Linked DNA regions of Mus musculus: region 1 is linked to region 2. A link is a contact called in ENCODE POLR2A ChIA-PET data. All regions are on one chromosome and are shown on one strand. Each heading gives the region's core, a stretch centred on a gene start or an enhancer-like site at or near the end of the contact. The rest is flanking DNA. Distances are from core to core; before and after follow the strand shown. Region 1 holds the start of Wbp1l (WW domain binding protein 1 like). Region 2 holds the start of Trim8 (tripartite motif-containing 8).

The links. ChIA-PET counts read pairs that join two places held with the same protein, here RNA polymerase II (POLR2A).
Region 1: POLR2A ChIA-PET joins it to region 2 with 38 read pairs in Patski. The contact joins the promoter of Wbp1l here to the promoter of Trim8 in region 2. POLR2A ChIA-PET finds 5 or more read pairs at or near these places in 3 of 5 experiments (Patski and embryonic stem cell).

The regions. Positions count from the first base shown.
Region 1 is chr19:46,597,241-46,603,033 of GRCm38, reverse strand. It overlaps Wbp1l (WW domain binding protein 1 like), which reads right to left and starts at 3,928. Exons shown (of 5, transcript NM_001177812.1): 1 at 3,741-3,928. The coding sequence starts at 3,830.
Region 2 is chr19:46,500,119-46,505,681 of GRCm38, reverse strand. Trim8 (tripartite motif-containing 8) reads right to left here and starts at 4,034. Exons shown (of 6, transcript NM_053100.2): 1 at 2,669-4,034. The coding sequence starts at 3,238.

The sequences.
Region 1 (5,793 bases), core at 2,679-5,178, 97 kb before region 2:
GACCCAGCCTCAAAAATAACGGGAGAGAGGGTGTGGAGGATGGACCTTGGCATGTGGTACTTCCTGCATCCTACTAATCAGAGGTGGAGACAGAGCGTCTGTCTGGAGTGTGCATCCTGGGAATGGAGAAGTGGTTCTAAACTAAAACCTGAAACACAGGAGGGAAGCTATGAGACTGAGGGGTGTGGCGAAAAAAGCAGGGGCCCAATCAAACTCAGTGCTGAAGCTGACATAGAACTCTATGGATGGCATCTTTAGGTTGCGCCAGGCCACACTGGCTAGATCACCTTTTGGACACAGACATTTGTACTAAAAGCCTTTTCTTACCAACACAGTCAGGTACTCTAGTTGGCTCTATGTCACACCAGGAAGAAAGCAAGGCTGCGTTATCTCAAGCATAAATTAACCCAAGGAAACAAATGCCAAGGCCTTCCTGTTTGCAAACTGAAGCTTTTTCATGCTTTTCAGATTCAAGGAGCCCCATCTGTTGAGTCACAATGCCCTGTGAGAGAGTTACACAGACGTTCCTATCTATAGGCGTCCCTAGGCAAAAGAACTTTCCTGGTCTACATGGCAAGAGACAAACTGTTCAATGAAGTGCTGGTTAGAGGAAAAGCCACCTATAAATAAATAAATAATCAATCCGTGTACACTATATATTAAATATATATAATAGTAAGTGTGCATGTACAATAAATGTGCATAGTGGTATACACCTGTAGACCCAGCATTCACAAACTGAGGCAGGAGGGTCACAGGGAGTTCAAGATCAGCCTGGTCAATATATTGAGTTCCAACCAGGGCTATGGCTAACAAGACCCTGTCTAAACTGCACCCCCTACTCCCACTTCCTCCAAAACAGATCCCTACCAGGGGGTCCAGTGGTTGTGGCCTTACCCCGCTAAACCCAGCAAAAAAAAAAAAATACACAGAAAAAAGATGGTATTTGACAGGTCCATTTCAGGGAGGGAGATACAATGAGGAACCTGCAGCACTCTCTACCCAGAAATCAAGGTGCCACCTGAGTGATCTGGTCACTATAGAAATAAAGACTTGAGGTTGCTCCCTGACAGATGTTCCCTGCCTCTGCAAAACCCCGATGAAAACCCTAAATTGACCAAGCTGTGGTAGATTCAAAGTTAATAATTATATTGCCACCTCCATGCCAAAGGTTAAAAAAAAAAAAAAAACACAAATTTCACCATAGTTATCTGGTATGATTGATTGGACCAGAGGACTCGGAGGGTGAGGGGTGTCATGAGAGCGTAAAGGGTATCGGGATGACGTCGGGAGAGGCCAGGGAGGAGTGGGCAGGCAGCTCGTAACGGAAACGTTCCCTCTGTGCAGGAACTGTATGTAACCAGACAACAGCAGTGGTCAGTGCTAGCAAACCAACCAAACGGAACAAAGTACAAAAGCTACCCTGTCCCCAAAATAAGCACTGCGAGTGCCAGAACTGCGGTAAGAAAACAAGCCCGAGACTGATGAGTTGTACGCAGAGCCTTGCACTGAAGACCCCACCACCGCCCCCAGACTGCAGGACCGTTTGCCAACGCTTTTCCTTCAAGAAGTGGACCTGGTTCCTATGAACAACCAGCTCACCTCCAAAGGCTCCACACTCCTAAATCAAGCCCCCTAACAAGGCGATTCAAAGGCTACAGGGAACAGCCCTCAGACAGCCACAGAAATAGAAAAAAGCAACTTCATTATTCTGTATTCTATTCCATCGATACCTACTACCTGCGCTTAACTTTCCCAGTCCTGAGAGCTGCAACTTCTCAAGGAGACAAATGTATCTCTCCTGGCAGCTTACGGTTTTGACTAAGAAAACAAAGAACCTAAACAAAGTCAAAAACTGAAGGGCTTCATCCCTGGGGAGGAATACAAGAAAAGATCAGAAAACGAACTCGATCATTCACAGATTATCTCCCAGATAACATATCCCCACTCCCAGCCCCCGCCCCATTAAGATACAGCAACTGAGCCGGGCAGTGGTGGTGCACGCCTTTAATCCCAGCACTCAGGAGGCAGAGGCAGGGGGATTTCTGAGTTCGAGGCCAGCCTGGTCTACAAAGTGAGTTTTGGGTCAGCCAGGGCTACACAGAGAAACCCTGACTTAAAAAAAAAAAAAAAAAGATACAGCAACAGATAAGCTGCCAAATCATTGTAGTATATACATAAAGGGGACTATTATTCGGTCACAATGTGGGTGAACCTTGAAAACATGACGGAACGTGAAAGACGCCCCACATACTACAGCATTCCATTACACAGGGATGTGCAGAACAGGTAAACCCACAGAGACACAATGCAGGCTAGTGGGTGTCGCCAAGGGCCAGGGCTGGGGGTGGGGGAGGGGTGGAAACAGGCAGTAACTGGTTAATATGGATCATTCTTGGGGATGATTCAACTGTTTTGGAAGTAGATAGCCGTGGTGGTTGCACAACCATGGAGCGCCACAGTGATTCACTTTAGAACTGTTGGTTTTGTTCTGTGACTTTCAGCTCACTTGAAAAAAAAAAAATCTTATCAAATCACAGAGCTCGGCAGAGGATCAAGAGTTCAAGCCCTGCCTGACCTACATTGCAAGATCCTGTCTCAAACAAAACAAAACTCAATTATTTTGGGGTTTTGGGTGTTTTTCTTGTTTTGTTTCTTGAAGAGGATATTCGGGAGAAAAATAAGATACGTATGTGAAAGGGCTGCCCTTGAGCTCTAAGGGGAAAGGTAAGAATTCTGCTAACAATTTCTGCTCTTCAGCGTGATGTGACGTGCTAAGCTGCACAGGCTGTCCCTGTGCCTGTGGAAAACAGACAATGATGGGAAGAAAGGGGAGAAACCAAAGGAAACGATAGAAGCTTTGCCAGATTTAACAGGGGAGGGGTGATTCCCCCTACAGCACCCCACCCAATCTGGCACCAAGAGTAACGCTTCAATTAGGGTTTCGAAACGCCAGCCCAAGCTAGAATCAGCATAAGCAGGCATCTCGGCCCTGGACTCAGGAAGAGCAAGCCACCCAGCAAGAAAAGCTAGGGTGCTCCACTTGCTGCCGATATTGGCATCGGAACCACCCTCTGCTCAAAAGCCCTGAGCTGGCTCGCTCGGATCAGCACTAGTGACTTCTTCCCAGGACAGCTAGCCTAACAGCACGGTTTTCTCACACTCAAATGTGCCCCTCCTCCTGAGGGGTTACTACTTCATCCCTACTATCTCCCAAGAACCTTACCTCCAGCAACAGCCCACCAACGTACTATGCCTTACAGCATTAAAAATAAGAGTCAGGATGCCCTCAGAACTTTTCCTTTGTCCAGCCTGAAATAAATACCATGCTGAGCCCTCCTCCCTCTGGGGCCAGTGCAGTAACCTGGGATCCCAGCACACACTGGTGTGCACACAGTCTCTGGCTCCGGACTCTACTGCGGAGCAGAAATAGGGCCCACGGGCGCCAGTGTGCGGCGATCTCCGCGAAGAGTCCTCCAGAGCACCTACCATAACTACCCTCTCAAAGGACCCTCAAGTCGCCTGGCACCATTGCCTCTGCCACCTTCTTGACATCCAACTCGTCACAGGTGTCCCTCAGCTAAACATCAACACCCCCACCCTTCACCTGGTCCACCTTAGCCATGGGCTTCCCTCCCGAAAACACTCAACTCCTTGCAAACAAACCTCTTTGAGACCCCCCTCCAACCAGGCCTCGACCGCCCCAGACCCCCAAGCTAGCCCAGAAGCCCTCCCCTTACCTGCGGGGGCTCAGCCCTCACTGACAGGGGGCTGGGCAGCGCCTGGAGGAGCAGGAGCGCCATGCCACCCAGGAGCCTTCTCCTCTCCATCCCCCTCCTGCTCCTGCTCCTCCGCCACGGCGCCGCCACCCCTCCTCCTCCCTCTCTTCTTCCCTCTGCTTCCTCCTTCCCTTCTTTTCCTGTTTCGCTCTGCCCTCCCGCTTCCGGCTCGGCTCCACCCCGCCCCAGGCAAAGGGCCCGCCCAGATGCAGGGGAGGGTCTCCAGCTCCCGCGCCTCATTGGCTCCTACTTTCTGTCCATTGGTCAAAAGAACTGTGAGTCAAATACCAGTCCCAGCCACCCTCGTGCTAGGTGATTTGGCCAATGAAAAGTGGGAGGAAGCTGGGCCATCTTGAATGCTGCGAGGTGCAGAAAAGTGCAGAGCGCCCCGCCCCGCAGAGAGTGGCGGAAGTAACAGGAGCTAGGGACACGACCACCCGGATGCATTGAAAAGGTTTACAGTATTTCAGTCATTTTGAGTGTGGCGGAAATGTTATGTTCCCACAGTTAAGTGGAGGTAAAAGAAAGAAAGAAAAAAAAAAGTGGTGAGGTATAATGATTCTAAAGCGTGCTTCCAACTGCAGTCTATAAGCCTTTGGTGCTTTTTGTATTAAAATAAGTAGAGGTAAAAGAAAGAAAGAAAAAAAAGTAGTGAGATATAATGATTCTAAAGCGTGCTTCCAACTGCAGTCTATAAGCCTTTGGTGCTTTTTGTATTAAATTACAGGAAGCCCTATTATCAGGATCCTTTTTCCAAGCTCACTACCCAAGCAGCAGCTTTGAGTCATTTGAGTCCCCTATTAAATAGCACCTCTCTTAGCGATAGTGCTCTGCTACCCCCAAGTTTCAAGGACAAAACTCTTCAGACCCTACTCAGAAATAGCTCTGAGACCCACCAATCATTGCTTCATCCATGTTATCTTCCGGCTAAATGAAAATGGCTTCCCTTTGCCCCTCCACACACCGCAAGGACAATACTAGTCCACACAAACCCACACATCACCATGTAGCTGCTTCAATTTGAGAATTCTTGTCCAACAGGGCAGGAGGATGTATCACTCTGTGGTAAATGGCTTGCATGGGCAAGGCCCTGAGTTCAGACCCTGGTATGGGCCATAAGGAACAGAGAAAGGGAAGAGATAGAGGGAGGAAGAGAGGGAAAAAGAAAGAAAAAATTACACTTCAATTAGTTACAGGATGTACTTGGCTAGTTTTTGATGTAGGGTCTCTTCCTGTTGTCCATACAAGCCAGAAACTAGGTAACTCAGGCTGTCCTCAAAGTTGTGTTAGTAGTTCCCATGCAAAGCCCTCCTGCTCATTATAACTGCTGTTCAACACCTTACAGGCCAACTCAACTAAATGGATAAGGGTTTGGCAGCGGGTGGGGGTGTGGCTGCTGCCGAACCGACCTTGGCTTTCTAGGAGGGACAGTGAAAGTGTTCTGGATTACAGTAGTGACAACTGTAGCACTTTGTGACTGGACTGAACGTTACTAAACCATACAATTTAAAGGGCTGGATTTGGCTAGGTGTGGAGGTGCATAGCTGTAATCTCAGCACTCACGACTGCATAGCCTGAGCTTCATCGAAAGGAAAATACCAATTTCATGCTGTCTGAGTTCCATTTTACTGTCTAAGTGGGTGTGGGGTTAAATCACAGCTGGGATCTCGGCACTCGAAGTCCTTTGGTACAACTGTGTGGTGTCAGATGAATGCTGGCAGCGTTATATCCTCGGGCTCCATCTCAGACCTACAGAACCGGAAGCTGGGATGAGCCTTTCCACCTGTTTTCACAACATCTTCGGATGACCATAGTGCACATTTTCCCCCTTTGAGGCAGGGCTGGAATATACTATGTAGAGCAGGGTAGACTCAGACTCATGAAGATCCAGCTGCCTCTGCTTCCAAAGTGCTGGGATTGATGGCATGTCCCATAGGCCTAGTATCTATTTCTAAAAGTCACAGTTGCGGGATAGGGGAGGCGTGTTAAAAGTCTACGGGACACATGCACAGCT
Region 2 (5,563 bases), core at 2,785-5,284:
CTTGTTGTCGCTATTCTTGTTTTTCAGAGACAAGGTCTCACTATGTAATCCTGACTGGCCTTGAACTCAGAGATCTGCCTGCATCTGCCTCCTCAGAGATGGGATTAAAATTGTGGGTCACCACACCCAGCAACTCAAAACACTCAGCAGCAGCGTTAACTGTTTCCAGCCAACTGAGCCAGACCCTAACCCACTGTGAGGGCAGGTGAGAAACAAGAGGCAGGACATAAGGTTATTTCTGTGCTTTTGCTCTTATACCTTGGAAAATTCTGGTGCCCTTTTCCACAGCACTAGCACAAGACCCTTTCAGGGAGACTCCCTCCAGCATGAGGAAACCAGCTGAGGCAAAGCCCTGTCCTCCTGGATAGCCTCAAGAGAAGGCAGGGTTTTCTAGTCAGCTTTTCCTCACGGCTCAGCTCCTCCCCCAGGGTGGGAGCTCTACCTCTGCATTCAATAAGTCAGACTTCTACTTGAGTGATAAGGGGCTACTGAAGGGTTTTCAAGCCTGGGGCACCAGAGAAAATGGACGTGAGGAACCTGGAGGAAGATAAGCCTGGGGCACAGATGCTGAGCTCACAGAATTGCACATCTGGCCCTAATGCAACTCGCTCTTTCTGAGCTTGCCCCATAGGCATAAGAGCACATGCAAACATGCACACGCGTGCGTGAGTGTGCGTGTGTTCCATAAGCACACACAACAGACACACACCACGGAGCTGCTGACAGAGTAAAGTGTCTGATGAAAGGAACCCCCAGGTCCACTCTACAAGCAAATGTCACCCTTTCCTCCCGATCTTAAAGTAAGACATACCCATTTGAGGGTAAATGTAGGCACACATATTAGGATGTCCTCCTAATACCAAGCCAGGTGTTAAGTTTTCATCCCTACCCCAAGGCATCCCTAGCACTTAAGGGGTGCAGACACATGGGGTATACCACATCCTCTACATTCAGTCCTATCTTCTTCTCTTCCCTTCTACCCACTTTCTACAGCCAACCCCAGGACAGAGACTTGGACAGCCGTCTTTTCTCCAGTCTTTCCCTGCACTTTCCCAGCCTCCACCCCTACAGTCTTTATTAATAGCAGCAGCCTCAACCCTGGGTAAAGTGTGGGCTCTGCCTAACCGGAGTCAGGAGAGGAGGACCACAGGGCTCCTCCACTTCCCCAGGACTTGGCCTTTCCCAGATGCTGGGAGGAGTGACTCCACTTCTCCAACCCCCACACTTCCTTTAAGAAACCAGAGGCCTCTCCTGGCACAAAACCCCAGAGCTGGCCCATGCAATTGCAAACTAATTATACAGCAAATTTTGTTATCCCCGCCCTCAGCCTGCGGTGGCCCTTCTGCCTTTTGTTGGTTGTATATGTGTGGTTTTTAATTGCTAAACAGTGACTCATTTAGATTGGTCCCCTCCTTGTCTCCGTCCAGCCCCCACAACCACCAAGGAAACAGCCCGCATCTACATTCTGGACAGGCCCAGCTTCCTCCTACTGCAGCAGCCTTGTTGGCCTCCAGGGGCCCCCACCCTAAACACACACTCCCAGTTCCTACCAAACCCAGCCCAGCTCCCTTATCTTAAGACCCCTAGCAAGAGCTTTCAAGATGGCTCAGTCTTAGCTCGACTCCTTCTTCCCGGTGTGACTCAACCCAGAGTGGCAAGGGACCCGAGAGGAACCTGGGAGGAGCCCCCTTCCAGTGAAAGGGACGGAAGTATGCCCCACTCCAGTTCCCTAGCCAGGCCCAGAGGCCTAAGAGGGGGAAGGCGGTTTTGACATTGGCTGCTGCAGTAGGGTGTATACAATGGGAGGGGGTGCGGTTCGTAATCACCCAGCCGGCAGCCCAGGGGAGCCAGCTGCCTGAAACCAGATTTCAACGCGGCTCAACCTTAAACCCACAGGACTCTTTTTCCGTCTTCCCCGTCCCCTCCCTAAATGTGGGAGGGCCGTGTAAGAGGGCAGGGCTGGGAGGAAAGAGCCCAGGGTGAAGAAGTCACATACTTTAAGGTTTGTTCATGCCAGGCGCAGGCAGCATTCAAGTATAGAGAGAGCAGCTTTAGCCTGGGGAGCGTCTACTAGGACGGATTAGAAGAGCCGACAGTCGGGGACTCCTCTGGACACCCAGGCCTTGCCCAGCTAGATGCCAGAGTTCTTCTCTATCTCCGGAAGCTCCCCCCAACCCCCAGAGTGTTTCCAGTAGAGCTGAAAACTAACATGGCTGCTTTGTTTACTTCCTCATTGGTATGCCAGCATCATGGATCATGTCAGCCACAGCAGCGGCACCAGGACACTCATTACATAAACAGCAGCTGGAGAAGCAGGACCGGGGTCACTGCCTTGGTGACTTCCCGTAGAGCTTACAGAAACAATGCGGGGGGCGGGGGGGGGAAACTGCGCAAAACAGAAAAGCAACACTCCAAACTACTTCTAACAGCCTCCCCCCAATTCCATAAATGACTGAAGGAGAGATCTTAAGGGCGCAGGTGCGAGAATGCATCCAGCAGCCAGGGCCTTTCCCCCAGGACCTTGCCCCCCAAACTTTTACGGAAGAGTTTGGAAGAGGGCCTCTAGGCTAATGTCACGAGAGTCAGCTTGTGCGGATGGGTGGCTCCCAAGTCGTGTGTGTGTGTGTGTGTGCGTGTGCGTGTGTTCGCACGCGTTCAGTGTACTTGCCCGTATCTCATTCCTCCGTATCTCCACGTCACACACCGAGTGTCCCTGATGCGCGCCGCTGTAGTAGCAGCAGTACTGGCACACAGCCACCTGCTCGGCCTCGCAGTGGTACAGGCGGTAGGCGTTGTGCTGCGGGCAGCTCCAGGCCCGCACGTCGTCCGCCTCCACCAGGAGGTGCCCGCGGGCGGTGGAGGGCTGCTGCAGGTGCGTCTGCACGTGAGACTGGCAGCAGGGAGCCTCGCAGCGCAGGCAGACCTTCTGTGCCGGCAGCGGGGGGCCGCGGCGACAGAACACGCAGTGCAGTGCCGTCGGCGGCTTCTCCACGTGCAGGGCGTTGAACTTCTCCACGATGTTGGTGAGCTTCAGGTTCTTCTCCAGGCCCGGCTTCTGATTGTAGGCCTGGTTGCACTCCGGGCAGCGCACAAGGCCACTGTCCTTGGCCCAAGCCTCGCCGATGCAGCCCCGGCAGAAGTTATGTTTGCATGGCAGCTGCACCGGTTCCACGAAAACGTGCAGGCAGATGGGGCAGATGAGCTCCTCCTCAAAGCAGTTCTTCCAATTCTCCGCCATGGCGGCTGCGGGCAGGGGGCCCGGGTAGACCTCTCTAAGTCCCCAACCCTGGGGATCCGTCTGGTACAGCTGGGGACCCACCGAGCCCGGAGCTCCGGTCCCCGCCGGCCGCGCCAGTCGCTCAGTCACCAGCGCCTTCCGCGTGCCCGCCCCCCAGAGGAGGGAGCCTGGGTCCTCGCGCCGCGCGCGCCGCCGGCTGCGTCTCCTCCTCCTGGCGAGTGGCTAGCGGGAGGCGGCGGGCTGCGCCAGGGCCGCGGCCCGGGCACCAGCCCTGGAGGAGAGCGCTGTGGTCCAAATTCCATATAACAGGCCGCCTCCGGGGCAGCGCGGCTAGGGCAGCGGCGGCCCACGGCCTGCGCTCGGCCCCGCGGCTGACATCGGGGCGCGCCCCGCGGCGCACCGAGCGGGGGAGCCGCACTCTTCCTTTGGCGGCGACAGTGGCTACCTTCTGGCTGGTGCGAGCCGCGCCTTCCTCGCCTGGATCCCGGCCGAGGTCCGAGGGGGCACGGGAAGCTAGTTCGGCCGCGCCGAGGCTGGCTAGAGCCGGAGCCGGCGAGCAAGGCGCGCCAGCGGTCCCCGGGCCGTGGCGCAGGCGTCCCCCAGCTGGCCGGCCGGCTGCGGGTGGCAGGGCGCGGGCGGGCCGACTCCGGGGCGCTGCGTGCGCGCTGGGGCAGTCATTCAGATGAAATTCCAGTCCCCGGCCAGAGACACCAGCCCGCCTCTGCCTTCCTCCTCCCTTCACAAATAGAAACGGAAGGGGGAGGGAGAGAAGTGGAAAAAAAAAAAAAAAAAAAAAGGCAACCAGAGAGGGAGGGAGGGAGGGAGGGAGGGAGGGAGGGAGGGAGAAGCCCGGGAGGTGCTCCGGCCTGACCCCCTCGTCGCTACTTCTGCGCTCCCTGGAGGCCCCGCGCAGGGCGCCCCCGCCGCGGAGAGACCCCACTCCCTGTCCCCGCACTGGGCGGGCGCCTCGCCTGCGCTGAGGAAAACAAGGATTGATCAAACTAGAAAGGAATTTTTCTCAACTGCTAATGAACAGGAGGCTCGGCTCCCGGCCCTCCCCTCCCCCCGCCCGGCCCTCCCCCTTCGCCCCCCCACCCCACCCCTCCCCCCCACTTTCTTTTCTTCTCGGCCTCTGCTCCGGCCTGGAAGGCTCCGGGCTGCGGTCGGAGCCAGCCTGCGGCGGCGGCGGCGGGGCCAGGCCGAGCCAGCCGGGCCGGGTGCGTCCTCAGCGCCCAGCCATCTTGAGCTCCCAGCGGCCGCGGTGGGGACTGGGGGTCCGGGCGCGCGCTTGAGGGTCCTGTAGCTCGCTTTTCCACCCTCCCTTTGGTGGGATTTTTTTTTTCCTCCAAGGGGAGGGCTGGTGGTCTCCAACAAATTAGGAGAGAGAGAAGGAGAAAAATGCCAAGTCTTGATTTCTCTCTACCTCTGCTCCACCCATCCCGATCCTTTCCAAAAAAAAAAAAAAAATCTTTTAAAAAGATTAAAATTGGAAGAAGTCGGCAGAACGACGAGCGCCTGCTGCCCCCAGCGCTGCCCGGGAGACGCGTCCGGGGCGGGCCCGCGCCCGTCGCTCTGTCCGTGGGTCCGTTTGTCCTCCCGCAGCTTCTCAAGTGAGGGGAGGGCGGGCACTCCGGGCAGGGTCTCCGCTGCGGCTGTCGCTTCAGAGCTTTATCCTTAGATCAAAAAAAAAAAAAAAAAAAAAGAAAAAAAAAAGAAAGAAAAAAGAAAAAAAAAGGGGGGAGAGGAAGAAACCACCCCCCAGCCCGAACACTCATCACAGCCACCTTCAGCCATCTTGCGTGTATTATTTCAAGAATAATCTGTTTAATAGAAATAGCTGCGTCTCTGGCCCCCTTCTCCGCATCCTGGGGTCCCGCCCCCTTTTAATAATAATCTCGATAATAAAAATGATCAGCGGGCCGGGCAGTTAGAAGCTGCTTTTTTTCTGTCTCAGGTCTCTCCGCTTTCTTCCCTCTAAGAAGGGACACTAGGGGCTCACGCTGGGGTTGGGGGTGCGGCCCGCCGGTCCCCGCCACCAGCGCAGCGAGGAAGGGCCTCTCTCGCCTCTGCCTGGAGCAGCACGGGTGGGGGAGAGCCTCGGCCCGCGGGACCCACTGACGGGGCACACTGGGCACACTGTCTCCGGCCCCGGTTCGCAGCTGCCCCGCATACAATGGGTTCGAAGCAGAGTGAAGAGGGCAAGATGGGGGCGGGAGAAGGCAGGAGGATTGCGGCGCTCGGGGCTCCCGGATAAGGGCGATAGAAGAGGAGGGGGGAAGGGGTGTCCCTACATCAAGGCTGGTCCCGCTACTCGGAAAGGGGGCG